2 separate regions of the Homo sapiens genome follow, and region 2 is linked to region 1. A link is a loop called in an ENCODE intact Hi-C map of the cell type or tissue named here. Cell type or tissue: K562. All regions are shown on one strand. Links, peaks and the distances in the headings refer to the core of each region. The heading gives the core; the rest is flanking DNA.

What was found. Hi-C counts contacts between places; a loop is a spot of excess contacts. Peaks named below come from ENCODE experiments on the same cell type or tissue, not always from the same donor. Only the 100,000 strongest peaks of a DNase experiment are listed, where the experiment ranks them.
Region 2: a loop joins it to region 1, with 5 times the contacts of the local background. A loop is called at or near these places in 7 of 110 quality-filtered maps.

Annotation. Positions count from the first base shown.
Region 1 is chr18:49,503,575-49,518,886 of GRCh38, forward strand. All of the region lies in intron 2 of LINC02837 (long intergenic non-protein coding RNA 2837), which reads left to right. Among named protein-coding and RNA genes, the nearest start is that of LINC02837, 12 kb to the left of the region's middle. RefSeq lists an enhancer at 12,100-12,714. In K562, for the core only: a CTCF peak has its summit at 7,257 (motif pointing right); a DNase peak (open chromatin) is centred at 7,247; H3K27me3 peaks cover 353 bases.
Region 2 is chr18:49,719,947-49,735,258 of GRCh38, forward strand. All of the region lies in intron 3 of LOC105372112 (a long non-coding RNA gene), which reads left to right. Among named protein-coding and RNA genes, the nearest start is that of ACAA2, 86 kb to the right of the region's middle. RefSeq lists enhancers at 3,384-4,583, 5,839-6,584, 6,585-7,328. In K562, for the core only: a CTCF peak has its summit at 8,809 (motif pointing left); DNase peaks (open chromatin) are centred at 6,395 and 8,825.

The DNA.
Region 1 (15,312 bases), core at 4,101-12,100:
TTTAACATTTACTATAATAATATTATCTAACCTAGAGACCATATTTAATTGCCGCCAATTTTCCCAACAATATCTTTTATAGAATTTTTTTTGGACGAAGAGCCAAATTCAGAATAAGGCATTGTGTTTGGTTGCCATGTCTCTTTATTTTTCTTTAATCTGAATAGCTTGGCATTCTTTGTAAAAAGAGCTTTCTCTTATTAACTGGGGTGATTTGGTTGTCCTAAAATACAGTTTCTAGAACTATGATAACTATAACCAGAAAATGTAATCTTTAAAAAATATAAACTATATAATATAACACTCCCCACTTCTCTCCAAAGCACTTCCCAGGTTAAAACCCTTGAAAGACTTCACATTTCACACCCAATAAAGTCCAAACTGCTTACTGTGCTGTGCAGGCTGATCTAGCTCCAGGCCCTCATTTCCTATACTTTTCCTCTGCACTGACTTTGCTCCAGCCACATTGGCTCCTTGCTGCTTCAGGGATACAGTCAACTCATTCCTGTCTTGATGCCTTTGCTTTTGCCCTTCCTTCCAATGATTTACAACTAGGTCTTCACGTGTTGGCTTCTTCCAGTCACTGAAGCCTTAACTCCTTCCCTGACACTCAGTCTATGGAGCTCCTCTCTGACATAATCTTGTTTTATTGTCTTCACAACATATCTCACTGAATGAAATTATCACATTTATTAGTTTTCTTCTTAAATTTCTATCTCCTTTTCAAAAAATGTAAGCTTCATGAAGACATGGTTCTTTTTTTTTTTTTTTTTTTTTTCTGAGACAGAGCCTTGCTCTGTCGCCCAGGCTGGAGTATAGTGGCGTGATCTTGGCCCACTGCAACCTCCGACTCCCGGGTTTCGATGATTCTCCTGCCTCAGGTTCCCCAGTAGCTGGGATTACCGGCGCATGCCACCACGGCTAATTTTTGTATTTTTAGTAGAGAGGGGGTTTCGCCATTTTGGCCAGGCTGGTCTCGAACTCCTGAGCTCAGGTGATCCGCCCACCTCGACCTTCCAAAGTGCTGGGATTACAGGCATGAGCAACTGTGCCTGGCAGAAGACATAGTTCTTGTCTGTTTTTTTTTCCTCTAGTGCCTAGAATAATTTTTTTGTTTATGATAAGTTCTCAACAAATATTTCTTGAATTACAACATAATACTGGAAGTCCTAGCCAGAGCAATTAGGCAAAAGAAAGAAAAAAGGACATTCAATTTGAAAAGAAGGAAGTAAAATAGTCCCTGTTTACAGATGACATGATTTTATATATAGAAAAATCAGGCCGGACGCAGTGGCTCATGCCTGTAATCCCAGCACTTTGGGTGGTAGAGGATGGTGGATCACTTGAGGTCAGGAGTTTGAGACTAGACTGGTCAACATCGCGAAACCCTGTCTCTACTAAAAATACAAAAAAATTAGCTGGGCGTGGTGGTGCATGCCTGTAATCCCAGTTACTCAGGAGGCTGAGGTAGGAAAATCACTTGAACCTGGGAGGTGGGGGTTGCAGAGAGCCGAGATCACACCACCACACTCCAGCCTGGGCAACAGAGCAAGACTCTGTCTCAAAAAACGAGAAAAATATAAAGACTCTACTCAATAAGTCTCAGAACTAATAAGTGAATTTAGTAAAGTTGCAGGATACAAAATCAGTATTCAAAAACAAGTAGCATTTCTAGACACAAACAAGAAAAGAAATCAAGATGGCACAATGGTGTACGTCTGTAATCCCAGCTACTCGGGAGGCTGAGGCAGGCAGATTGCTTGAGCCCAGTAGTTCAGACCAGCTTGGGCAACATAGCAAGACTCCCATCTCAAAAAAAAGAAAAAAAATTTAAAAGGTAATCCCATTTACCATAGTTACACCCCAACCCCCCCCAAAAAAGCCCCAAACCCTAAGAATATTTTTTTTTTTTTGAGATGGAGTTTTGCAATTGTTGCCCAGGCTGGAGTGCAATGGTGCAATCTCAGCTCACTGCAACCTCCGCCTCCTGGGTTCAAGTGATTCTCCTGCCTCAGTCTCCCAAGTAGCTGGGATTATACCTGCCACCATGCCTGGCTAATTTTTGTATTTTTACTGGAGACAGGGTTTCACCATGTTGGCCAGGATGGTCTTGATCTCTTTACCTCATGATTCGCCTGCCTTGGCCTCCCAAAATGCTGGGATATCAGGCGTGAACCGCTGCGCTCGACCTAATTTTTGTATTTATTTATTTATTTATTTTGAGATGGAGTCTTGCTCTTTGCCCAGGCTGGAGTGCTGTGGCATGATCTTGGCTCACTGCAAGCTCCGCCTCCCGGGTTCACGCCATTCTCCTGCCTCAGCCTCCCAAGTAGCTGGGACTACAGGCGCCCACATGATGCCCAGCTAATTTTTTTTTTTTTTTTTTGTATTTTTAGTAGAGACAGGGTTTCACCATGTTGGCCAGGATGGTCTTGATCTCCTGACCTCGTGATCTGCCCGCCTCGGCCTCCCAAAGTGCTGAGATTACAGGCGAGAGCCACTGCACCAGGCCAATTTTTGTATGTTTTAGTAGAGATGGAGTTTCACCATGTTGGCCAGGCTGGTCTCTAACTCCTGACCTCAGGTGATCCGCCCACCTCGGCCTCCCAAAGTGCTAGGATTACAGGTGTGAGCCACCAAGCCTGGCCCCTAAGAATAAATTTAACCAAGGAAGTAAGAAAATATCTGCAAGGCAAACTAAAGAACACCAATGAAAGAAATGGAAGAGAACATGAATTGGAAGATGCCGGGCGCGGTGGCTCACGCCTGCAATCCCAGCACTTTGGGAAGCCAAGGGGGCGTGGATCACCTGAGGTCAGGAGTTCAAGACCAGCCTGGCCAACATGGTGAAACTGTCTCTACTAAAAATACAAAAAGATTACCCGGGCATGGTTGTGCATGCCTGTTAATCCCAGCTACTCAGGAGGCTGAGGCAGGAGAATTGCTTGAATCCAGGAGGCAGACGTTGCAGTGAGCTAAGATCATGCCACTGCACTCCAGCCTGGGACGATGGAGCGAGACTCCATCTCAAAAAAGAAAATAAATAAATAAATAAATAAATAAAATATATAAATAAATAAATTGAAAGACATCCCATGCTCATGGGTCGGAATAACTAATATTGTTAAAATAACCATACTACCCAAAGCAATCTACAGATTCAACTAAAATCTCTATCAAAATACTGATGACATTCTTCACAGAAAAACAATCCTAAAATTTGTACCAAACCACAAAGGACTGTATAGCCAAAGGAATCCTGTGCAAAAAGTACAAAGCTGGAGGCATGAGCAAAAAGTACAAAGCTGGAGGCATGATGCTACAAGACTTTAAAATATACTACAAAGCTATAGTAACAGCATGGTACTGGCATAAAAACAGACACATAAACCAATGGAACAGAATAGAGAACCCAGAAGTAAATTCATGTAACTATAGCCAACTGATTTTTGACCAAGATGCCAAGAACACTCATTGAGCAAAGGGTGATCACTTCAATAAATGATTCTGGTTATTTTTATGCAGAAAAATTAAACTAGAACCCCACCTCTCACGCTATACAAAAATCAACTGAAAATGCATCAAAGACCTAAATGTAAGATTTAAAACTATAAAACTACTAGGAGACGGTCAGGTGCAGTGGCTCACGCTTGTAATCCTAGCACTTTGGGAGGCCGAGGCAGGTGGATCACACGTGAGGTCAGGAGTTCAAGACCAGCCTGGCCAACATGGTGAAACCCCATTTCTACCAAATACAAAAAATTAGCCAGGTGTGGTGGTGGGCTCCTGTAATCCCAGCTACTTGGGAGGCTGAGGCAGGAGAATCACTTGAACCTGGGGGGCGGAGGTTGCAGTGAGCCGAGATTGCACCACTTCACTCCAGCCTGGGCAAAAAAGCAAAACTGCATCTCAAAACAAACAAAAACAAAAACAGAAACAAACAAAAAACAAAACTACTAGGAGAAAACATAGGACAAACACTTGAGGACATTGGCTTGGGAAAATATTTTATGAGTAAGACCTCAAAAGCAACAAAAGCAGAAAAAGCAAAAATAAACAAATGGGATGATATCAAACTAAAAAGCTTCAGCACAGCAAAGAAAACAGTCAACACAGTGAAAAGACAACTTAAAGAATGGGAGAAAGTATTTTCAAACTATTTATCTAACAGGGAATTAATATCTAGAATACGCAAGGAACTCAAACATCTCAACAGCAAAAAATCAAACAATCTAATTAAAAAGTGGGTGAATGACCTGAACAGACATTTCTTAAAAGAAGATGTACATATGGCAAATAAATAGATGAAAAAATGCTCAACATCACTAATCATCAGGGAAATGCAAATTAAAACCACAACGAGGTATCATCTCTTCCCAGTTAGAACTGCTATTATCAAAAAGACAAAAGCTAACAAATGCTAGCAAGTATGTAGAGAAAAGAGAATTCTTATGCACTGCTGCTGGGAATGTAAACTAGTATGGCCACTATGGAGAACTGTATGGAGGATCCTTAAAAAACTACAAATAGAACTATCATATGATCCAGCAATTCCACTACTGGGCATTTACCCAAAGGAAAGGAGATCAGTATATTGAAGAAACCTCTGCATCCTCATGTTTATTGCAGCAATATTTGCACTAGCCAAGATATGGAAATGACATAGGTGTTTAACAACAGATGAATGTATAAAGAAATCGTGATATAAATACAAAATGGAATACTATTCGGCCATAAAAGTGAATGAAATTCTGTCATTTGCGGCAACATGGCTGGAACTGGAGGACATTATGTTAAGTGAAATAAGCCAGATGCCAGGCGCGGTGGCTCACGCCTGTAATCCCAGCACTTTGGGAGGCTGAGGTGGGCAGATCACCTGAGGTCAGGAGTTCAAGACCAGCCTGGCCAACATGTTGAAACCCCATCTCTACTAAAAATACAAAAAGTAGCTGGTCATGATGGCGGTCGCCTGTAATCCCAGCTACTCAGGAGGCTGAGGCAGGAGAATTGCTTGAATCCAGGAGTGAGAGGTTGCGGTGGGCTGAGATCGCACCATTGCACTCCAGCCTGGGTGACGAGCAAAACTCCATCTCCAAAAAAAAAAAAAAAACAAAAAAAAACCAACCAGAACAGCAGGTTAAATCCTGCACATTCTCATTCATGTGTGGAAGCTAAAAAGTTTATCTCATAGAAGTAAAAAGTAGAACAGAGGATACTAGAAGCTGGAAGGGTAGGGAAAGGGATAGGGAGAGATTTGCTAAAGGATACAAAATTACAGCTAGATAAGAGGAATAAGGTTTAATGTTCTCTACCACTGTAGGATGACTATAGTTAACAATAATATATAGTTTCAAATAGCTAGAGGGAGGATATTGAATGTTCCCAACACAAAGAAATGATAAATGTTTGAGATCATGGGTATGTGAATTACCTTGATCTATCCGATCACTATACATGATGTGTATCAAAACATCATTATGTACCCCATAAATATGTATAATTATTATGTGTTAATTAAAAAAATTTTTAAAATAGTCAAATTAATCACACACACAAGGGAAAATTCTACAGACAAAAATCTCCAAAGTCCAGGGCTGTCTCTTGCTTGCAATGGAGAATCTGACACTAGTTGTTTCCTCCATGATCCCTGCTCCCGATGGTGGTCTTCTTCTATGATTTCAGGTCTCACCGGGCTCTAGTAGCTCCATCTTCTCCTTTCCTCCTCTATCCAAGGGAAGGTGACCAGTCTTTGTTTGTTTGCTCCCTTAACTCTATCTATGCCTCTACTGGGAGTCCCTTCATTAGGGTTTTTTTCACTTGAGCTACACTTGGCGAATTCTGTTTCCAGCTGGGACCCTGGGTGATGGACAGAGTCAGGAGTAACCACCATGCCCTGGCAATAAATGATGGTTCAGCTGCGTGAGCATTGTCTATATGTGCAGTCAGCCGCTTCCCCGTCCTCCTCTTCACCATGTTCCATTTCTTTTCAACGTGCTAACTCCTTTGTACTAACAATTATTAAAGAGTTGATTTGCTCTACATACCCAGTGACAAATACTCTTCTAAAAACTTGAAGGGGACAATGAGACTGGGATTAACATACCTATGTAGAGTCGGCAATGCAGTTAGATACGATTCGTGCCTGGATATCTGACTTCATTTCTAAAATTCCACCAGTGACTAATTATGTTAGAGTTGCCTCCTTCCATCTTTCCTCTTGTAAAATTCATCTATTTCTGGAATGAATATTAATATTTATTGAATGCTTTTTTTTTTTTTTGAGACAGAGTCTCACTCTATCTCCCAGTCTGGAGTGCAGTGGCATGATCTCGGCTCACTGCAAACTTCGCCTCCCAGGCTCAAGAGATTCAAGTGCCTCAGCCTCCCAAGTAGCTGGAATTACAAGTGCACGCCAGCATGCCCGGCTAATTTTTGTATTTTTTTTTTTTAAGTAGAAACAGGGTTTCGCCATGTTGGCCAGACTGGTTTCGAACTCCTGACTTCAAGTGATTCGCCCTCCTTGGCCTCCCAAAGTGCTGGGATTACAGGCATGAGCCACTGCACCCGGCCTGAATGCTTATTTTATGTGAGTTACTTCGCATTTGTTAAATCAAATAATCTTTACAACGCAATTTTTGTGTTACGAGAAAGGTTAACTAACCCAGTAAATGGCAGACCTGGAGCAGGACGGAACCCCAGGCCTCCTGGCATGAATCCTTTGTGTTCCTGGGGAGAGGAATACATTCAGTCTCACGCTTCTTAGTGTCAATGAATATTTTAGGTAATGGAAAGTAATTCTGGAGCCCAGAGAGAAGATAGGATGGAACGATGATAAAGGGGAAGACACGAAAATACAGCTAATTATTTAGTGAGCATCTACTTGCATGTTGAGCACTGGGTATGGTTCCTCCCACATATTTCCCAGAATCACTTTGTAAGGAGGATTGTACGACCCACGTTTTACAGAGGATGAACTTGGGGCTCAGGGAAGTTTGGTAGTTTGCCCAAGGCCCTACAGGCAGTAAGTGGTTGGGGATGCATTATGCATAGAGCTAGGTGAGCCTGACACTGTTTGCTTTCTTTCCATTACACCTGCCTGTCATGGGAGAGAATTTCAGAAAAGGGATACCAAAATTATGGGAAAACTTGTCTTGGATATTGCCAAGGGTTAGTCCGGAAAGAAGCCCTAAATACTACTATTCACAAAAACTTCATTTCTGTGGTGGAGTGGCTGAGGGACACCATGGGCCACTAGATGGCACCAGTTCAGCGTCGGAAGAAGCTTTCCCCCATCATTTTTGTGGGCAAAGGGTGCGTGGAGCACCCTGTCCCTGCTCCCCAGGGTGGCACAAGAGAATGAGTACCAGCAGGTGAATGCCGCAGGGGCCATCTTGGAGTCTGTCTGACATACGTCTCTGAGGTGGGCAATTTTTTTTTCTTTTAAGACCCAGGTGCAAGTGATTCTTTTGCCTCGGCCTCCTAAGTAGCTGGGATTACAGGCATGTGCCACCATGCCCGGCTAATTTTTTGTATATATATATAAAAAAATTTTTTTTGAGACGGAGTCTCACTCTGTCGTGCAGGCTGGAGTGCAGTGGCATGATCTCGGCTCACTGCAACCTCTGCCTCCATGGGTTCAAGCGATTCTCCTGCCTCAATGTCCCAAGTAGTTGGGATTAAAGGAGCCCGCCACCACGCTGGTTAATTTTTGTATTTATTTATTTATGAGACGAAGTCTCGCTCAGTCACCAGGCTGGAGTGCAGCGGCATGACCTCGGCTCACTGCAACCTCTGCTTCTTGGGTTCAAGTGATTCTCCTGCCTCAGCTTCCCAAGAAGCTGGGACTATAGATGCGTGCCACCACACCCAGCTAATTTTTGTATTTTTTGTAGAGACGAGGTTTCACCATGTTGGCCAGCATGGTCTTGATCTCTTGATCTCATGATTTGCCTGCCTCAGCCTCCCAAAGTGCTGGGATTATAGGCATGAGCCACTGCGCCCGACCTAATTTTTGTATTTTTTAGTAGAGATGGGGTTTCACCATGTTGGCCAGGCTGGTCTTTAATTCCTGACCTCAAATGATCTTCCCACCTCGGCCTCCCAAAGTGCTGGGATTACAGGCCTGAGCCACTGCGCCCAGCCCAGTTTTTGTATTTTTTGGTAGAGAGGGGGTTTCTCCATGTTGGCCAGGTTGATCTTGAACTCCTAACCTCAAGTGATCTGCTTGCCCCAGCCACCCGAAGTGCTGGGATTACAGGCGTGAGCCACCACGGCTGGCCTGGAGTGGGCATTTCTATTCCCTTTACACAGGTGAGGGAAATGAAGATAAGCAATACTGAGTAACTTGCCAAGGGTACTTAGGCATAAAGTTGTAGACAAGGGATTTCAAACCAGGCCTGTCCGATTTGCAGCTTGTAATTAGTGTATTACTAGGTAGATTGGGAATGTTTGGCCTGGAACAGAAAAGACCCTGGAGTGGGATCCACGTTGACAGTCTTCTGGGACTTGGATCACAGCATGGATGAGGGTGCAGAACTAAATCCAATAGGTGGGAATTATCAGGGGTAGATTTTTCTTTTTCTTTTTTTAAACGAAGTCTCACTCTGTCTCCCAGGCTGAAGTGCAGTGGCATGATCCCAGCTCACTGCAACTTCCACCTCCTGGGTTCAAGAGATTCTCCTGCCTCAGCCTCCCGAGTAGCTGGGATTATAGGCGCCTGCCACCACGCCCAGCTAAATTTTGTATTTTTAGTAGAGACAGGGTTTCACCATGTTGGCCAGGCTGGTCTTGAACTCTTAACTGATCCACCTGCCTCAGCCTCCCAAAGCACTGGGATTACAGACGTGAGCCACTGCACCTGGCCAGGAGTAGATTTTTTTAAAAAGTTAATACATGATAAGATTTTGCTGGGCATGGTGGTTTATGCCTGTAACCCCAGCACTTTGGGAGGCTGAGGCAGGAGGATCGCTTAAGCCCAGGAGTTGGAGACTAGCCTGGGCAATGTAGCGAGATCCCATCATTACAAAAAATAATAATAATAAAAATAGCCAGGTTTGTTGGCCCGTGTTTATGGTTCCAACTGCTCTGGAGGCCGAGGTGAGAGAATCGCTGAGCCTGGAAATCAACGCTACAGTGAGCCACGATCACACCACTGCACTCCAGCCTGGGCACCAGAGCGAGACCCTGTCTCAAAAAAAAAAAGATTATATTTAACTAGTTAAGAAGAAAACTGGACAATCCAGGCCAGGTGTGGTGGCTCATGCTTGTAATACCAGCACTTTGGGAGGCCAAGGCTGGTGAAATCCTGTCTCTACTAAAAATATAAAATTAGCCAGGCATGGTGGCATGCACTTGTAATCCCAGTTACTTTGGAGGCTGAGGCAGGAGAATCACCTGAACTCGGGAAGCAGAGGTTGCAGTGAGCTGAGATCATGCCACCGCATACCAGCCGGGGTGACAGAGTGAGACTGTGTCTCAAAAAACAATAAAACAAAACAAAACAAAAACAAAGGACAATCCAGGCCAGGTGCGGTGGCTCATGCCTGTAATTCCAGCACTTTGGGAGGCCCAGGTGCGTGGATCGCCTGAGGTCAAGAGTTAGAGACCAGCCTGGCCAAGATGGTGAAACCCTGTCTCTACTAAAAATATAAAAATTAGCCAGGTGTGGTGGCGCGTGCCTGTCATCCCAGCTACTCAGGAGGCTGAGGCAGGAGAATTGCTTGAACCCAGGAGGAGGAGATTGCAGTGAGCCGAGATTGTGCCATGCACTCGAGCCTGGGTGACAGAGGGAGACTCAAAAAAAAAGGACAATCCAAAGAAGATTGGGAATATTAAAATAAAGGTGTAGTGGAGGTGAAACTTTTTTTTTCTTTTGAGACGGAGTCTGGCTCTGTAGCACAGGCTGGAGTGCAGTGGTGCAATCTTGGCTCACTGCAACCTCCACCTCCTGGGTTCAAGCAATTATCCTGCCTCAGCCTCCCTAGTAGCTGGGATTACAGGCACGTGGTCATAATCCACCATGCCTGGGTAATTTTTGTATTTTTAGTAGAGACAGGGTTTCACCATGTTGGTCAGGCTGGTGTTGAACTCCTGACCTCAGGTGATCCACCTGCCTCAACTTCCCAAAGTGGTGGGATTACAGGCGTGAGCCACCACATCCAGCCTAAAACAGGTTTTTCCTTAATGGTGGTGGTGGTGAAGTGGGAGAATTGTCACTCCACTGGATGGAGTTTGTTTGCATGTGTTTAAATGATAATTATTTTCCTTTTTTTTTTTTGTGATATGGACTCTTGCTCTGTCACTCAAGCTGGAGTGAAATGGTGTGATGTCAGCTCACTGCAACCTCTGCCTCCCAGGTTCAAGCAAGTCTCGTGCCTCAGCCTCCTGAGTAGCTGTTATTACAGGTGCCTGCCACCACACCCGGCTAATTTTTGTATTTTTAGTACAGTCGAGGTTTCACCATGTTGGCCAGGCTGGTCTTGAACTCCTGACCTCAACTGATCCATCCGCCTTGGCCTCCCGAAATGCTGGGATTACAGGTGTGAGCTACTGTGCCCAGCCTATTTTCCGTTGTTATAATTTGTCTGTAACTTATAAAATCGTAAAATAGGCTGGGTACAGTGGCTCACGCCTGTAATCTTAGCACTTTGGGAGGCCGAGGCGGGCGGATCACCTGAGGTCAGGAGTTCAAGACCAGCCTGGCCAACATGACAAAAAACCCCATCTCTACTAAAAATGCAAAAATTAGCCGGGTGTTGTAGCTGGCACCTGTAATCCCAGCTACTCGGGAGGCTGAGACAGGGAGAATTGCTTGAACCTGGGAGGCAGAAGTTGCAATGAGCTGAGATGGTGCCACTGCACTCCAGCCTGGGCAACAGAGTGAGACTTCATCTCAAAAAAAAAAAAAAAAAAAAAAAAAAAAAAAAGCAGAGGGTCTGGATTTCTAGATAATATGAAGGGAGGACATTGCAAAACCCAGCAGCAGCGGAAAGAAATATCCTGGAGGAAGTTGAACTTTACCCTGCTTGGGAATCTATCCAGGTCTGAAGCCCCTCTACCGAGGTCCCCAGAATGTTCCCCGCTTTCCCCACTGAGTCTGCTGGGGAGTAAAGTCCAAGATGACAGCTCAGTTGTTCCCACGTGGCAGTGTCCTCTGAGGGATCCAAATAAACCTGGAGTTTTATTATCCTGACTGTGCCGATAAGGAGACTGGCCGACCTAGGCAGAGAAAGTGGAGGCCACTGTCCGGTATCTCTTGGCAGGTCACACTCATTCCTTTTCTGTTCACATCAGCTGGGCTTGTAACAGCTCCCAGTGATAGCGTATCCAGGCTGGTCACCCGACGGTGGAGTCTTGTCCATTTGGAAGGCCCAGACCAATGACTGAAGTAAACTACTCACCCCACAATTTACTGCTCCTAGAACAAATTGCTTGTCTTGGTGATAATTCTCTTGTGTATGGCTGAAACTATCAGCTCTGGGATAATGTGCATAACTTTGCATGGATTGATAAAGCTCCATTTATTTATTTGGCTAAACAGAGTTATTACACTATTACTTCTTCTATGAGTTTCTGACATAAAGTCAGACAAACTCAAATGCAAGCTTATTTATTTATTTATTTATTTATTTATTTATTTATTTATTTATTTATTTTTGAGACTGAGTCTTGCTCTGTTGCCCAGGCTGGAGTACAGTGGCGCAATCTCGGCTCACTGCAAGCTCCACCTCCCAAGTTCAAGTGATTCTCCTGCCTCAGCCTCCCGCATAGCTGGGATTACAGATGGGCACCACCACGCTCGGCTAATTTTTGTATTTTTTAGTAGAGACAGGGCTTCGCCATGTTGGCCAGGCTGGTCTCGAACTCCTGACCTCAAGCGATTTGCCCAATTTGGTCTCCCAAAGTGCTGGGATTATGGGCATGAGCCACCATGCCCGGCCTCAAATGCAAGCTTTTCTATCATCATACTAATCCTGCTGAATGAATTTGGAGCTCAATTCCTATGGGGGGGCAAGAGCCTAGAGGTCAAAGCTGTCCTCTTGAATCCTGGTGTCGTTGATGCGTGCATAAGGCTTTGCTTGTTCATACTCTCTCAGGCAGAAGTGTAATTTGAGGAAAATGTAGTGTGCATGTGTGTGTGTGCACATGCACATGTGTGCATACATGTCCTATAAGAATGAGAATGGGTGCCCACTTTTCTTGGCTCCTCTCCCTTGTGCCTCTGGGCCTTTCTGCCTGAATGCACTTGCCTGGAAATCCTTGTCGATCTCTCTCATTCAATGACCAGAGCACCAACTATGGAGTTTGGAAACCTGGCTCCAGCCCTGATTCTGGCATTGACATGCTGCATAACATTGGTGAAAGCAACTGGCCTCTTTGAACATCCCTTCCTGGTGTGTGGCAGGAAACATTTGGTTTCCTTGAACTGAACCCGCCTGACAATGGGAAGATTTGCCTGAACCACCTCCCCTGCTGGGTAGCTATAGGGATTAAATGATGTAACAGAAGGTAAAGCAGGATTATTTTTTAAACTTTTATCTATTTTTAATGCCCTCCTATGTATCTTCAAGGCCAGAGCCTTCTGAGACACTCCAGCCCACGGTGACTGCTCTCCTCTTATCTGTCACTTCTTTAGCCTTATACTGCTTTGCTTATTATGATCTATTTATGTGTTGCGCTTTATCCACTTGTCTTGTCCATAAGCTCTTTTTCTGCCCTTTTGAATCTTTTCAGTGGCTAGTGTGCTGCCTTCATCATAACTGATTTCAGTATGTCTTTCCAGATTGACTACTTAATTGAATTTGGAATATGGGGAAGGAGACTTAGTGTAAAGGGACCACCCAATACAAGGTCTGAGATTATTTTATGCCATATTTCATGGTGGAATAAGGAATGAATAACACAATCTGAATGAATAATGCAGTGTATCATGAGTTGGGAAGGGAGAAAAAAAAGAGTATTTGTACATGTCATTTTTTCTTTCTTTCTTTTTTTGTTTTTTTGAGATGGAGTCTTGCTCTGTTACCCAGGCTGCAGTGTAGTGGCGTGATCTCGGCTCACTGCAACCTCTCCCTCCTGGGGTCAAGCGATTCTTCTGCCTCAGCCACGCAAGTAGCTGGGATTATAGGAGCACGCCACCGCACCTGGCTAAATTTTTGTATTTTTAGTAGAGATGGGGTTTCACCGTGGTGGCCAGGCTGGTTTCAAACTCCTGACCTCAAATGATCCGCCTGCCTCAGCCTCCCAAAGTGCTGGGAATACAGGCATGAGCCACTGCGCCCGGTATATACATGTCATTTTCAATCATTTTGACCTGAATCACCTGGTTTTATCTGGTCAATGAAAGCAGAGGACAATGGTCAAACTTACTATTTGGGTCTTTTGAGACAAAGTAACCAGCTGATCGACTGTCTTTTCTGCTCAGCAGAACTTGCTGGCCCTGGAAGCCATGAGGAGTAACTGAACTGAGGCGAATAGGCTCATAGCTGGGGAGGAAACAGCAACATAGCAACATTTTTACTTTTGCCTTATTGGTGTAACCTTGTTCACAAGGAAGACATGGAAGGGAAAGGACTTGGAGAGTGAGAGAGGAAACAGAAAAGAAAGATTGTGAGGAAGGGCCAGGAGGAAGCAAATAGAGCTTCCAGTTCATGCTTGGGGAGTACTCAAAGTGTCCATGGGAGAGCTACGGGTGGTTGCTTCATATGCAGGGAGAGGCCTGGCCAGACCCACCTTCCTCCCAGCTCTGACCCCAGAGTGAGGTCAGTGTCCAGTTTCCACGTGAACGATTTGCAGACCCCACCCTTTCCCCAGCAGGTAGCAAAGGCCACCTCACTTGTGTCTATGCACAAGCCTGGGCTCAGAGATTCTCTCAAGCCCTAGTGTCAGTGCTCTCCAGATCAAGAGGACCAACAGAGTATATATCTATAGAGAAGTTTATTTTAAGGCATTGGCTCACGTGATGATGGAGGCTGGCAAGTCCAAAATCTGCAGGGTAGGCCTGCAGCCTGGAAACCCAGTGAAGAATTGCAGTTTGAGTCCAAAGGCAGTCTGCTGGCAGAATTCCTTCTTGCCCCTGAGCAAGAAGGAATTATTTTCTATGCAGGCCTTCCACTGATTGGATGAGGCCCACCCATTCAATGGAGGGTCATCTAATTTACTCAAAGCCTATTGATTTAAATTTAATCTCATTCCAGCACTTTGGGAGGTGGAGGTGGGTGGATCACTTGAGGTCAGGAGTTCGAGACCAGCCTGGGCAACATGGTGAAGCCCTGTCTCTACTAAAAATACTAAAAAAAAAAAAAAAAAAAAAAAAAAATTAGTTGTGCGTGGTGGCACATGCCTGTTATCCCAGCTACTTGGGAGGCTGAGGCAGGAGAATTGCTTGAACATGGGAGGTGGAGGTTGCAGTGAGCCGAGATTACACCACTGCACTCCAGCCTGAGCAACAATAGTGAAATTCCATCTCAAAACAAAACAAAAAAACTCCCCAAAAATACTTTCGAAGAAACATCTGGAATAATGTTTCACCAACTATCTGGGTACCGTGGCTCACCAAGTTGGCACATGAAGTTAACCATCCCATCTGGAAAGGGAAGATGGCTCCGTGGCAGAGCTGACTTTGGAGGGAGGACAGCAACTACTGCTTTCCCCTCCTTCTCCTTTTTTAACATTATTCACTTATTTACACTTTCAAACAGGAATACAGGCACATAGTAAATAATTTAAAAAGTCTAGAAAGGTAGAAGGTGAAAAGTGAGTCTCCCTTCCACTCCTGATCTGTTTCTTGGGAATTCTTTCAGAGAGATAATACAAATCTATAAGCATTTTCCCTTTAAAAGCATAAAACATAACATATTCCACATATACGTTTCATGCTTTTCTATGCCTTGCTTTTTTCTTTACTTAGCAAAGAAAAAGTGGAGTTTTTTCTATATCGGTCCACATTGATCTACTACATTCTTTTTTTTTCTTTTTCTTATTTTTTTGAGATGGAGTCTCACTCTGTCGCCCAGGCTGGAGTGCAGTGGCCCAATCTCGGCTCACTGCAACCTCCACCTCCCAGGTTCAAATAATTCTCCCTCCCTCAGCCTCCTGAGTAGCTGGGACTACAGGAGGCTGCCACCACACCCGGCTAATTTTTGTATTTTTAGTAGAGACAGAGTTTTGCCGTATTGGCCAGGCTGGTCTCGAACTCCTGACCTCAGGTGACCCGTCCACCTTGGCCTCCCAAAGTGCTGGGATTACAGGCATGAGCCACGGCACCCGGCCTCTACCACATTCTTTTCAATGGCCACATAGTATTCCCCAGTA
Region 2 (15,312 bases), core at 4,090-12,089, 220 kb after region 1:
CATGTTAGACCTAAAACCATAAAAACCCTAGAAGAAAACCTAGGCAATACCATTCAGGACATAGGCATGGGCAAGGACTTCATGTCTAAAACACCAAAAGCAATGGCAACAAAAGCAAAAATGGGATCTAATTGACAAATGGGGTCTAATTAAACTAAAGAGCTTCTGTATAGCAAAAACAAAAACTACCATCAGAGTGAACAGGCAACCTACAGAATGGGAGAAAATTTTTGCAATCTACTCATCTGACAAAGGGCTAATATCCAGAATCTACAATGAACTCAAACAAATTTACAAGAAAAAAACAAACAACCCCATCAACAAGTGGGTGCAGGATATGAACAGACACTTCTCAAAAGAAGACATTTATGCAGCCAAAAAACACATGAAAAAATGCTCATCATCACTGGCCATCAGAGAAATGCAAATCAAAACCACAATGAGATACCATCTCACACCAGTTAGAATGGCAATCATTAAAAAGTCAGGAAACAACAGGTGCTGGAGAGGATGTGGAGAAATAGGAACACTTTTACACTGTTGGTGGGACTGTAAACTAGTTCAACCATTGTGGAAGTCAGTGTGGCGATTCCTCAGGGATCTAGAACTAGAAATACCATTTGACCCAGCCATCCCATTACTGGGTATATACCCAAAGGATTATAAATCATGCTGCTATAAAGACACATGCACACATATGTTTATAGCGGCACTATTCACAATAGCAAAGACCTGGAACCAACCTAAATGTCCAACAACGATAGACTGGATGAAGAAAATGTGGCACATATACACCATGGGATACTATGCAGCCATAAAAAATGATGAGTTCATGTCCTTTGTAGGGACATGGATGAAACTGGAAACCATCATTCTCAGCAAACTATCGCAAGGACAAAAAAACCAAACACCGCATGTTCTCACTCATAGGTGGGAATTGAACAATGAGAACACATGGACACAGGAAGGGGAACATCACACACCAGGAACTGTTGTGGGGTGGGAGGCGGGGGGAGGGATAGCATTAGGAGATATACCTAATGCTAAATGACGAGTTAATGGGTGCAGCACACCAACATGGCACATGTATACATATGTAACAAACCTGCACATTGTGCACATGTACCCTAAAACTTAAAGTATAATAATAAAATTTAAAAAAATAAAAAAATAAAATAAAAATCACCCACCACCAAAAAAATAAAATAAAATAAATAAATAAAATAAAATGGGTCCTGACCCATGGCAGAGAGAGTACAGCTCATCTGCAAGTGGCCAGGCAGGTGAGTGATGGTTTTTCATTTCTCGAAGAAGAAATGAAAGAACTGAATTAAGGGTTGTAGAGAAGTCTTAACTAACAATTACAGGAACTAATCCAAAGCTGCATATACAAAACCATGTGTGGTATACTTTTTGGGAAATTTAAGGGATTTTCAAGGGTGATTTTTATTAGTTTGATTTTCTATTTCCATTCTGACTTCAGGACAAGATGCAACTCCATCATTTTCGGGAGTGACCTAAGCCAATCAGGTTGGTCTTTCAGCATTTGCTATGAGCTCTCAGAAGCTTCCAGAAGTGGGAAGTAATAAAGGCACTTTGTCCCCTTCCCCCAATTTCTCCCTGAAGTGGCATGTTACAACAAAAGCAAGTGATGGGGTTTAGGATATGTTACCCCAAAATATAGCCACTTGACATTTGGGAATGCTACAGGAGCAGAACGGTCACTCTCACCTTCTCTTACCCTTTTCCCTTGAAGCAGATCTAAGATCCTCATTCAAGAGGTACCCTCTCTATAAAAGAGCCAAAGACAGAGACACCCAGAAGAATCTGAACAGATAGGCCCTGCTAAGTTCCCCCAGTTTATTACCATTAGATCATACCCTTTTGCCCGCTAATGATACTGCCCCACGACTATCCACTCTTTATCTAACCTAAGCATAAATATACACGTCTACCTGTGTCTTTCAGTTCTCCTTTCTGAAAGCTCCTATGTCACATAAAACATTTATTTAGAAAATCTGTATGCTTTTCTTTTGTTAATCTGTGTTTTGTTATAGGGTCTTTGGTCATGAACCTAGCAATGGGTGAGAAAAAAAGTTATTATTTTCATTCCCTACACAAGTATTAGACCAAATTCTACATGAAAGCAATCAAGTGACCTGTTCTTCCAAAGTCAGGGATGTTCCCACTCACAAACATGCATCAAGTCCCTTGCATCAGATGTACACTCAGAGGGGGTGGAATAATATCATGATGGTGAGTCAGGGGCAGACCGCCCCTGCCCCACCGCCATGAAGTGGCAGACCCAAACCAGATGGATTTCACACTCTAGGCTGCACTCCAGAGGGGCTGGGTTGCTGGGCTGGCTAGCTTCTTAGACCTTGTTTTCATGGGTGGTGGGTATTGTAACATCTTTCTAGCTAACCACGTTGATCAGCATTCATTTCACCAGTGAAAATTTAGAAATTACTTCTATCATCTTGTATGATAATTCTGGAGCCCTGTGACTTAAATTTTGAAATCAAGTGGTTAGTGCTTTAAATGCTAACTAGCCACTCTCGGGATGTTGATTTAAGTCATCTTACAACTAGAAACAACCAAAATGCCCACCTTCGTGAGACTCCATAAGGAAAATTTGGTGCAATCACACAATGGAACAGTGTGCTACTGAAGTAAGCAAATAAGGAAGCTTTCCAGGAACTGGTGGAGAAACACCTGCCCCCACCCCAAGATATAGGGTTCAGGGAAAGATCAAGGTGCAGACATCTGAGGAAATAATTTGCATTCTATGGAGCTGGAGGGAAATAAGGGTTTGCATTTGTATTTGCATTTGTATTTGCTGGACAGATACGCAGGAAACTAGTAAGTTACCTCTGGGGATCAGGGTAGGAAAGAGGATTCGAAATAGGGCCAATAGGGGTAGGAGTAGAAACAAGACTTTTCACTGTAATACAGTTCATATTGTTTTGATGGTTTTACCATGTGAATGTATCACCTATTCTGAGCAAGTAAATGTATAAGCTAATTTCACACAGGTACATCATACTGTTTATACCAAAGCATTTTAAAGTAAATTGCAGCAAAGACAATAAGGCCATGGTGCTCAGCCCTGGCCTTTCTTTAAGGTAGCACTTGCCAAACCATGGGGCCGGAACTGGACATCACAGGATAAACTTACCTTGCTGGGAGACCTGGAAGGGAAACAGGCATAGATATATTCTGAGTAAAATATAGCTTTGCAGGAAAGCCTTCCTGGCTCCCTGTACACAACCAGCCGCTGACCTTCAGTTCTGTGGTGTGGGATGAGCTGTCATCAGGTGTTCTCGGATCCCAATGTTAGGTAAAGGTGGGTCCAATGGGGTTTTTAGACTTTCTACGGCAAATTTCATTTGGTGTCCAAACACCTCTGGGAAATAGGATTATCCCTTTTTGAGACAAGAAGGATCTCAAAGGGCACATAATTTGACGAAAGCAATTTGACTGAAGAACTCCCAGGTCCTCATTTTTATTCTGACACACCATCAGTGGCTAGGCTATGGGAAGAACTTGTTTATTTCTGCATTTAGTTATTTGAGACAAGAGCTATCATTGTTCTACTCTTGACTTTTTGTTTTTGTTTTTTATGTACTGCCAGTTTTCCTAAAGGATTTAAGGGAAGCTTTCACACATTAAAAAAGAAGGTCTGGGAAACACAACAGAGGAGCGAGAACTTGAAATGTGGCTCTACCCTCTCTCACAGCCGTGGCTCAAAGGCAGCCCCCGGGGGTTGCCCCGTCTTGCGGTCACTCTAGGCTTCGTGAGGGCACAGCACAGTGTGGGATGCAGGAGAAGGGCGGGCTGGCAGTGACCACATTTTTGTTTATAAGGAGAGATGGGAAAATTGCCCAGAAGTGGAGAGGTTCTTCCTTTTCCTTAGTAATTTGCAAAGAGAAACTCTGAGCCTTTTCGAGAGTGAGATGTTATCAGAAGGGAGGCGTCAGCGGACAATTGAGCATTGTTCTTTATCGGTGATTTCTCCGTCTGACTCACCTCCTCCCACATTCTCAGTCAACAGTAGTTGTCACCCTGTCAAAGTTGTGGCACCCCAGGACCACCTCTCAGTGCCATTTGCACTCTGATCTCAGTGGCTTCTATTTGTATTGACCTGATGCTCATCTAGGAACCATGATGTGGCATTTTCTTGTTTGATTCTCATCTTAACGGGAGGGAACATCAGAAAGGTGAAAGTGATGATGAGACCTAGCTCCGAGATGGAACCCTTGATTTACCCAGGATTCTGCAATTCTATTTTAAAAGAATACCAAAAGTTGCCTCACCTATATGAAATGTCATGTGTCAGGAAAGAGTGTTTCACAAAAGTTAGGCTACATGCGAAAATTCCAGCATTTTCTGTGCTTAGAACCCAGGTCAGGAAACACTGGTCAGGAGCTCTTCCTGCCCGGCCAGTGTCAGGAAGAGTCTCGGGGTTTGGTTCCATTTCCAGCTCCTTGCTGGCAGGGCCAGGTCTGATTTGCTGCTGTCCCCAATGCCAGGTACAGGCAGGTGTCTTCACAAGCATGCGACCTGTGCCGTGGTGGGCCGCACAAGCAGAAAACCCTGTGCTTGGTTTAATGCTCTGCTGTCACCAGCTTGGAATCCTGAATAATTTTATCTGTAAAATTTTTTTTTACTGTGGTAAAATGTATATAACATAAAATTTACCATTTTAATCATGTTTAAGTGTACAGTTCAGTGGCACCGAGGGACATTCACAATGTTCCACAGCCATCACTGCCATGCATCTCCAGAACTTTTTCATCACCCCAAACAGAAATGCTGTACTTATCAACCAAAAACTCCCCCATCCCCCCTTTCCCCGACCCCTGGTAACTTCTATTTTACCTCTATCTCTGCAACTTTGACTACTCTAGGAGCCTCATATAAGCAGAATCGTACAGTATTAGCCTTTGTGTCTGGCTCATTTCACTTAGCATAATGTCCTTAAGGTTCATCCATGGTGGTGCATGAATCAGAATTTATCATTCTTTTTTGTTTTTTGTTTGTTTGTTTTTTTGAGACGGAGTCTCGCTCTGTAGCCCAAGCTGGAGTGCAGTGGCACGACCTCAGCTCACTGCAAGCTCCGCCTCCCAGGTTCATGCCATTCTCCTGCCTCAGCCTCCTGAGTAGCTGGAACTACAGGCACCCACCACCAAGCCCGGCTAATTTTTTGTGTTTTTAGTAAAGACAGGGTTTCGGGTTTCGCTGTGCTAGCCAGGATGGTCTCAATCTCCTGACCTCGTGGTCCTCCCGCCTCGGCCTCCCAAAGTGCTGGGATTACAGGCGTGAGCCACCGCACCCAGCCTTATTCTTTTTTAATGCTGAATAGCATTCCATCATATGGATAGACTACAGTTAATCTATCCATTCATCTGTCAATAGACATTCAGGTTCCTTCCACCTTGTGGCTATTGTGAATAATGCTGCTATAAACATTGGTGTACAAGTTGCTATTTTTAATTATTTAAAAAAGATTATTTTAAAAATTAGTAGATAAAAACCATTAAAACCCAAGGCTGATGGGAAGAAAATGGCAAAAAAAAAAAAAAAAAAAAAAAAAAAAGGATATTGAATGGTAACATACAGGGAATATCTGTTTCTTCCTTATTCATTTATGTCAACCTTTTCATCCATAACCAGTTATCAGATACCTCATAGATTTAATAATAGCTTTAGGGGTGGAAGGAGAGGAATAAACACCCACTGAATATACCTAGTAAGAACATTTAAAAATAATTAAAGAACATTTAAAAATAATTTGAAAATATTTAAAAAGTATATCTTGGAGCAGGGGTAAGAGGGTTCATTCTACCTTCTCACTTAGCCCACCTTTCCTGGCTCAGTCTCCATCCCCAGGGGTTGGGAATTTGTGACCTGGTACAAGTTCCTGGGGGCCTGACGGGCTGAGTGCCCCCAGGAAGTTTCCAAGGGCCCTGGAAGGTTTATAGGCAAGACACCTTGGGGTCATTTCCTCCCCTCTACCATCTGGCCCCATTTGCTGTACTGAAGTGAATTCCAGTAAGATTAACACCCTTGATAAGGGAAGAGAGATGAAGAGGGAAGAGCTCTTTGACTTGGTCCTGGGAAATACACTTCTGTCTCTTGCCACCCTGGAGGGCCAGCAATAGCTGAGCTGCCAGGGAGTGGGGGTCGGGCTGTAAAGTGAGACTTCCTTCAGTCCCCCACCTCCACTTCCTTATATTAGGAATTTTAACAAAAGGAGGAACATGAAACCAGATAGTAATAATCTATCAGCCTTTCATGTTGTCCTGGGAAATCTGCTTGAGAAGCCACACACAGAGGGTGAGTCACAGGGGTCCAGCCTTGCATTGGCTGGGAGGATCTCCTGATCCCTTGGAAGAAAGCTAGTCCTGCTCCTATTGGAGGGGAGCAGACCCAAAGGCCGCAGCGATTGCCTGGCTCGGTGACGCTGGAACGCATTTCTACCACCGGGGCCTCCCAGCTTCTGCTCAGCTCCTGGCAGGCAGTGTGTGTGGCTTCTCGAAACTGTCTGTGAAGTTTGGAAGAAAGTCCTGACTAGGTTAGGAAAATAAGAAAGACAGTCCATGGCACAGCCAACAAAATCTGTGTATGAGTGTCTGCCCCGTAAAGACAGGCCACGAAGTCTGCACCTGGTTCAAATTATCCGACGCATCCCTCCCAGGGGTGGCAATTCTGATGTGACTGAAAAAGTGTGAAGGCTTCTTAATCCTGCAGAAAAATCACACTTTCCATAGTAACAGCTCATTCCTGGTTTGGATCTTAAGACTTGGGCCTGGCAGGCAGGTCAGTGCTCTGAAATCCTAGAAGGGAAGATTTACCAACTCTCCCATGGTAACTGTCTGGAAACTGACTGGCCACAGTGAGCATGGGCTCCTATCTTCTGGGTCAGGCCTCAGCCAACTCTTTTGCTCCCCTCCATCTCTGTGGGCCACCTCTCTCTGTTTCCCATGGACACGTCTTTTCCATTTTCTGGAAGCATATTTGAGAAAAAGAATCAAGAAATTATCGCTTTTTTTTTTTTTTGAGATGGAGTCTCACTCTTTTTGCCCAGGCTGGAGTGCAGTGGCGCAATCTCAGCTCACTGCAACCTCTGCCTCCGAGGTTCAAGCAATTCTCCTGCCTCAGCCTCCCGAGTAGCTAGGATTATAAGCAAGTACTACCATGCCCGGCTATTTTTTTGTATTTTTTAGTAGAGACAGGGTTTCACCATGTTGGCCAGCAGGCTGGTCTCAAACTCCTGACTTCAAGTGATCCTCCTGCCTGGGCCTCCCAAAGTGCTGGGATTACAGGTGTGAGCCACCAAGCCCAGCCGAGAAGTTTTCTCTAGCTCTGCGTGCAATGCATTCTGGGCAATATAGATCTGTTATAAGGACTTGGTGAAAGGGGGTCGGGTAGGGAGACACAATGTCCTAAAATGTAGGAGCTGGAACAATAAGAGCTGGCATTTAAAAAAAAAAAGTTTTCATAAACACCAGCCTTGGTGCCTCATTTCATTTACTCCTTACCACAAATGACTGGAGGTAGTTTCCTGATTTTATAGGTGAAGGCCGGTTAAGTAACTTGTCCCTGTCCACTTGTGTTGTAAGTGGCAGCACTGACATTCGACTCAACCCCATCTCAGCCCAGGGCCCATGTTCTATCACTAAGCTACCCACAAAAGGACTTTGGAGAGCACCTTGCTTAGAGCTCTCATTTATCCAATGCAGTGGAGGCTCCGGGGTCCCAAGGGACTCCCTCAAAGTCATGTAATTAGCTAATGAAAAAGTTGGGATGAGAAGCCAGATGCCCTGTCTCCTGCGCCAGGGTAACATGGTTGAAAGAGCTTGTGACTGTGCCCTTAGAGTCGGGGTGACCTCAGGCAAGCTGATGATCACTGAGCTGCCAAGTCGCCATCCGTAGAACCAGCATGGAAGAGACCTACCTCGTAGTTTGCAGTGAGGGTTAGATGCAAGAGTCGACGCAAAGCTCCCAGTGTTGAACCTGGTGCTTGTTGGAGATTTAACACAGTTACTATTATTTACTCTGGCAATGGTACCATCCTATTTCACTCACACAGTTTCTCCTTGTTTGCTAAGATAATAACTAAGTCTGTTTCCTCGGCTGGACAGGGGCGGAACTGGGCACAGGGCAGGCCCCTGCCGACCCTTACAGATCAGCAGAAAGAACCTCTTACTTGGCCCATGGTTTGGAGTAATAATCAAAATCCGTGCTTGGGATCCAAGAACTGGGCTGAGCCCTGGGCTGGAGCCGACCTACCATGAGGGAGATGACAATACAGTGACCAATGTCCCAGTTTACACAGGACTGAGGGGTTTCCCGGGACGTGGGCCTTTCGGTCCTCAAACCAGAACATTTCTGGAAATGGCTGGCCACATGACAGCAGCAAGTCGGGGCCAGGGTGAATACCCTTGGGCCTCGGTAGTGCGAGGAGTGGCTTCCAGAAGAGAGTTTGGGGCATCCCAGTGGCAGTGTCTGGGGCCACCCTGGAGAGTTATTTCCTGGTAAAGGTGAAGGGCTTTGGAGCAATGAAGGAATTCCTGGGAAAAGAAGCCCATGGGCCTTAAACTCCTGTGGGGCAGGGAAGCCAGGCCGCTCTTGGGCCCCTAGAGCACTGAGTTCTGATATTGAGGGTCCCAGGATTGGGGTGCTGCAGAGACTTGGGTGAACAATGTCATGAAGAGGGGGAGGCCAAATGGCCTCCACTGGGCCTTTGGTGGCAACATTCTCCTCTCAGCATAGATTCTGGGAAAGGTGAGGCTTTCTGGCGCCCCCTAGGGCCCAAAGGCTGGAGCAAGCCCGATGGGGAAAAGGCACTGCAGTTGCTCTGGGCCTTGGATGAGACTTCCTCTCATGGGCCTCCATTCCCCTATCTGTGAGACGCCTAAATTACTCAGGGACACATCTAGCTGAGACAGTGGGTGAGGCAAAGCAAAGACATTGATACTACTTTCTCTCTTTTTTTCTTTTTCTTCTTTTTTTTTTGAGATGGAGTCTTGCTTTGTCACCCAGGCTGGAGTGCAGTGGCTTGATCTCGGCTCACTGCAACCTCTGCCTCCTGGGTTGAAGCAATTCTCCTGCCTTAGCCTCCAGAGTAGCTGGGACTACAGGTGTGTGCCACCACACCTGGCTAATTTTTAGATGAGGTTTCACCGTGTTAGCCAGGATGGTCTCTATCTCCTGAGCTTGTGATCCACCTGCCTTGGCCTCCCAAAGTGCTGGGATTATAGGCATGAACCAACACACCCAGCTCACTTTCTCTTTAAACTCCGTAAGAACTGCCCCATTTCATTAAAAAAAAAAAAAAAAAAAAAAAAAAAGCCAGGTACAGTGGCTCATTCCCATAATCCTAGCTCCTAGCACTTTGGGAGGCCAGGGTGGGCAGATCACCTGAGGTCGGGAGTTCAAGACCATCCTGGCCAACATGGCGAAGCCCCGTCTCTACTAAAAATACAAAACTTAGCCAGGCATGGTGGTGCGTGTCTGTAATCCCAGCTACTTGGGAGGCTGAGGCAGGAGAATGGCTTGAATCTGGGAGGCAGAGATTGCAGTGAGCTGAGATCGTGCCACGGCCCTCCAGCCTGGATGACAGAGTGAAACTCCATCTCAAGAAAAAAAAGGGAGCAAATGGCTCATGATCATGGCCCAAGATCATGAAATCTTTGTCAGTCTGTGCAATTCAGGAACGCAGGGCAGAAAATAGTCTTGATCTGTCCTCTCTCGCCCTCAATGAGCACAATTTCCAGCTGCTTCCCTAGTGGTTTGGCAAAATAGAGCAGTCAGAAGTTTAGGAGTCCAGCTTTCAGTCTTGGCTGTGCCTGTTCCTGTTCCCAAGTGTCCTTTTCACATGTCTGAGCCTATGTCCCCATCTGTGAAGGGTGGGGGCGTGGGGCATTCCTATTTTGATTCTGTCAGAGGGTGTTGCAAGAAGCAAATATGAAAGGGCTTTGAAAAAGATAAAGTTCCACTCATACTTAAAGGATTATTGTTTACTTAATTCCTTGAAAGAAAATCACAGTGGGAACTTCCTCAGGCCCTGGAGGGTTGAGTTTTCTGGGGATAATTTCAATTTATCTGATGGGGGTTCTACACATGCCTGGCTGGTGGGGGACCCACATCTGGGAGACATACTCGCTCAGCTGCATCTCACTGTTATGTGAACGGGCCAAGTGTGGCCTCAGTGGCTTGGCCTAACATGTTCCTGTCTTGTTCATTTATTCACAGCAGGCTAGGACCATTAGCCCAAAGCCAGCCAGTGCTAAACTCAAATTCTTACATATCCAATTGCTTGGAATATCATCCAAATAAACATACAGATGGTCCCTGACTTACAATGGTTCAGTTAAAAATGTTTCAGCTCTACAATGGTGTAAAAGCACTGTGCATTCGGTACGCTCTCTGACCTTCCATGGGGTTAGACATTTTCAGCTTATGATGGGCTTGTCAGGAGGCAGCCCCATCGTAAGTTGGGGAGCATCTGTATTTCTGGCCATTTAGAGCCTACCTATTTTGCATATTCCAACATCTGCTGACCATGGATAAGACAAACCCTGTGGCTGTGAAGGACTCCACATCGCTGCTGCCCTTCAGAGCTCTTGGACCCAGGGACTCCCCACCTTGTGGAGGGACATCACCCGGACAACTCCCCTTTCTTCCCCAGGAGCTCCCCAACCCTAGCCCTACTCCCCTTCTGGGTGGTGGTCTTGCCTGCCAGCTGCAGAAGGCCCCTTGCCGGGAGGGACACACCGTCTCCTTCCACACTGTCCAAGTGCCACCGAATATAGCTTGTTGCATGTTGCTGCCTCCCATGGTCTGGTGTCTTCCTGGATCAAACCTGACATTCTCAAACTTATTGCACTCCCTCTGTCTGCTCCTTAGTCAAAAAAATCTCAGACAATTTTCCAGTGGCTCAGTGTAGGTGCTGTGTAAATAAAGCCTCCTTCACCTGGAAATTCTCCTGCGTGAGGCTGTGCTCCTCAGGGCCCGAGGCCTTTGGGATGGGCAGTGACTCCTGGAATCCAGAGGGACAGAAACCCAAATGCAAATGCCCAGGCTCCAGGCTCAGGTGACATCTGTGGTCAGACACCTGCGGCTGGAGGTGGGAATGGCCAGAGGAGCTGCTGGGGCAAAGGTAGGAACTAGGGCAGACAGGCCTTCAGGGTGCTGTTGCTGGAAGGGTGGAGCTTGGCAAGTAATCTTTCCAAGAGAGATCACTGGAGAGGGTCCCACAGAGATAAGGAGATCGAAGTCTGGGAAGCTGTGTGAAGTGACTTGCCCTGTTCACATGCTAATTACGGGCAGAGCTGGGGTGCCTGATAATGACTCTTGAACCACAGTCCCCTGCTTAAACTTGCAGGGGGCCCATTTGTACCAGAGAGTGAGTCACATGATTTGCCATGAGCACAGTACTTGCAGACTGGCCATCATCTTTATCTTACAGCTGTAAAATCAGAATATCCCATTCCCCTGGCTGCTGTGATTGGTTCCGGGTGGAAAGTATTTCAGCAGAGCTGGTGATAATCAATGCCACTTTTCCTGTACTTACTGAGAGTAAGGCACATGGTCTTTCTAGCTATGCACAAACCTGGACAGTGAGGGCCTGGACCTGCCATGCAACTCTTGCCCCACATAGAGACAGAGAATAAAGACAGCCCAGAGAATAAACACAGGAGACACAGACTGAATCCTGGTAATATTGTTTGAGCTCACAGATCAAGCTTCACCTGAAGTTCTCCCGGGACTTTTTAGTCATGAGAAATTCTTTTCATATAACGAATTTGAGTCAGATTTTCTCTCTTTGTAGCTTTGGCACTGGGGTGCCAAATCGGCCATCCCCCGGTAGTTATTTTCCACTCCTATTCTTCAGCCATGGTTCTTTTGATCGTCATGGTCATCTAATGCATCTCTTGCCAGATCCCAAAGTTCAGCCTAGTTGAATAAATATTTATTGAATTTCTACTGTATACCAAGCCCTGTGTTATGTTGTGCGAGAGAAAGATTATTAGGACATAGTTCCTGCTTTCAAGGAATTTACAGACTCAGAACATGTTATTAAGTGAACCATAAGACACAGTGATATGTGTACTTATGCAAGTCCATGCAAGGCCCAGAAACATACCTAGGAAGAAGGAATTCAGTCTGGGGAGGTGAGGGAGCTATGAAGGGGAGGGGACACTGGAGCAGGCTTCTGAATGATGAGAGTGAGGCTGGAGGCAAGACACTACTGAGCAATGACTGCTTTCCCCCAGCCTTTGTTGACCTTGCTTAGGTGACTGGCTGTTTGGCTTCCTTCGCCACAGGCTAGTTCTTGCCTGTGCACAGTGGCTCCTGTAGAGAAGCTTGAATCAGTTCCTCAGGGGATGAGCTCAGGGCCATTTGGCCATATAGGCCACCCTGGGTTTTTTAACTTGGAGAAGAGCTGAGTATTCTAAAATGCATATTTTTGGGCTTTGGCATTTGTGTTTATATACCTAAGGATTTCTATATGGAGAATAAGAAAGTATTACGTCTACTTTGTCGGGCTCAGAAAACTGAGATAGGACCAGATATGGGGAGACTTCATTAGACCCTTGATATGACCCTGGCTGAGCTGCTCAGCCTCCCTCCTGCATTCCTGCCCACCCAGCCCTGCAGCCCCTGATGCCTGGGCATTACTAAACTGTTTGCTATTCTTGGAACACATTAACCCTCTCCTCCTCCATGTCTCTGCAATGCTGCTCTCTCTCCCAGGAAGGCCTCCATTTTTTCTTTTTCCTTTTTTTTTTTTAAACAGGATCTTGCTCTGTTGCCTAGGTTGGAGTGCAGTAGTGTTATGATGGCTCACCACAGCCTCGACCTCCCAGGCTCAGGTGATCCTCCTCCCACCTCAGCCTCCCAAGTATCTGGGACTACAGGTGCACACCACCATGCCCAGCTAATTTTTTGTATGTTTTTGTAGAGATGGGGTTTCACCATGTTGCTCAGGCTGGTCTCAAACACCTGAGCTCAAGCGATCCACCCACCTCAGCCTCCCAAAGTGCTGGCATCACAGGCATGAGCCACCACACCCTGCCAGGCCTCCTCCTTGTCACCGTCACCGTGACTTCTTGTTCTCACACTTCACATAGAGGGCTACTTCTTCTGGAACCTTTTGCTCCTTCCTGGGAGACCTATGTATTCCTCCTCTTATGTTCTCACAATCCTTCATACAGTCTGTGGAGGAAAGGGGGAAGAGGGGACCTAATGACAAGAAAGTGTAAAATTGAGAAAATAGGAGGCTCTGCAGGGCCAAGCCCAGGGACACTCTGTCAGACCGAATAGTCCATTCCCCTCCCATCAGTCAACAGTGCTCAGCACTTTGCCCATTGAGGGTTCTGTTTAGAATGACATCATTTGTCCCTAGAGATGCTATCAAGGCCCTTCTGGAAGGGCCTAGCCCAAGTGGACAACCCCTGCTCAACCACCCAAACCACTCATAAGCTACCTGCTACCCCAACATCACAGTCATTATTTGATTGTGTTGTTATTGGCGGCACAGATGTCTCCTCTCTGAATTGTAAGTTCCTTGGGGCTAACTTATAGCTTATAGAGTTATTCAGCAGGCATTCAATAAATAGATGTTGAATGAGTCAGTGAGTTAGTGTGGAGAAGGAATACATTAACCCTTCCCATGGATGGAGAATGGTGATCAAAGAAGAAATTAATAATAACCAAAAACCTGGGCTCTTATCAATGTAACTATGGGCAGGTGCTCTGACCTTTGGAAGCCTTTTCTTTCTGAGGATGAGGATGGTGGGCCCTTGAGCTCAGGCTGCAAAATGTTGACCCTAAGAGCACCGACCTTTCTTACAATGGCAGGTTTTTCCAAGTGCAATCTGCTGCCTCCAGAAATGCTCTCTTAGACTGGTAACTTCCTGTTGGAACCCTGCATGGGGTGGAGAACCAGGTTCCCCTCCCCGCATCCCCTTTGTAACGCAAAGGTTTTTCTTGTCGACTTGCCCACAGTCTCACCACTGGTTAAGATGGAGTTGAACATCCCAACAAGTTCTCTTTCTACAAGACCATGTTGCCCCATCACAATACCTGAAAATCTGCAACCATTTGAAATATGCCAAGAGTACTCCACAGACTCCACTTTGCAGTCACCAGCCAAAATGCCAAGCATAGCTAGAGGAGATAAAGGGATGTCAATCAATCTTGTTGAAGATGTAAAACCAGGAAAGGGACTGGAGGCACTTCATGACACCCATTTTGGGTCAGAAGAAGAAGTGAGAGAGAAACTGGGAAATGGAAATAAAGGAAAGGGAGAGTTTGAAAGAGCTTATTATTAGAAACCAGACGGGTGAACTCTGGGGTCAGTTTCCTTCCCAGTAGCTTTTCTTGAGCCCTTCCCAGTGACAAGGTGTGGTTTTTGGCGAGGAGGCTTTCTTGGCTGTGGCACGAAAAGAAGGGATGCTGGGCTAGCAGTTTTCTGGGTCTTGGGGTTTCAAAGTCGAGAGGGCAGAAGGTTATCCTTTTGAGCTTGTGGTCGTGCACAGCTGACATCTGATGAATTGAAGCATCCAAGAGGCTTACCCTTCACCCCATGGTTGAGCCCAGAGCTATTCTCAAGAATGAGAGGAACCAGAGAAGACTTCAGTGTCAGCTGTCCAGGCCAAAGAGTTAGGAGTTTAGTTTTCTTGGTTCTGTCACTCCAAGACATTCTGGCTACAGCAACATTGTTGAAGGTGTGTCTCTGAGGTTACATATTAGAGCATCATGTGGAAAATTTAAACATATTTCTTTAAGATTTCATGAAGCAGACACTGATAATTGGCTACCCCTAAAGGCTCTCTCAACCCCAATCTCCCTTGCCATTTCTCACCATCAATGCAAGAATTGTTAAATATTTACTCCCATAGTCTTCCTCGCAGATAGGAACATGAGTCTTCCATGCAGATAGCCACATGATCCTGTTCTAACCATGAGATAGAAGCAGAAGTTGAAAGTTTTTAGAAACCTTATGCTTTCATGATGAATGAAACTGAGAGGACCAACTTGGGATTTTTCCTTCCTCCTCCCGTGTGCTATAAATACAAACATGATGGCCAGAACAGAGGCAGCCCTCGTGGTAACTATGAGGGAAAGCCAAGAAAATCACAGTGACATCTGTCCGAACATGACTGACCCATTGAATCCAGGCCAGCAACTTTCTCTCTCAGAGCTTCTTGTCTTTTTTAAAAAACTCAACATTTGAAGGTATTATCATTAAGTTTTCTGGCTTTTTTTTTTTTTTTTTGCTGCTGAGCGCAATCATAA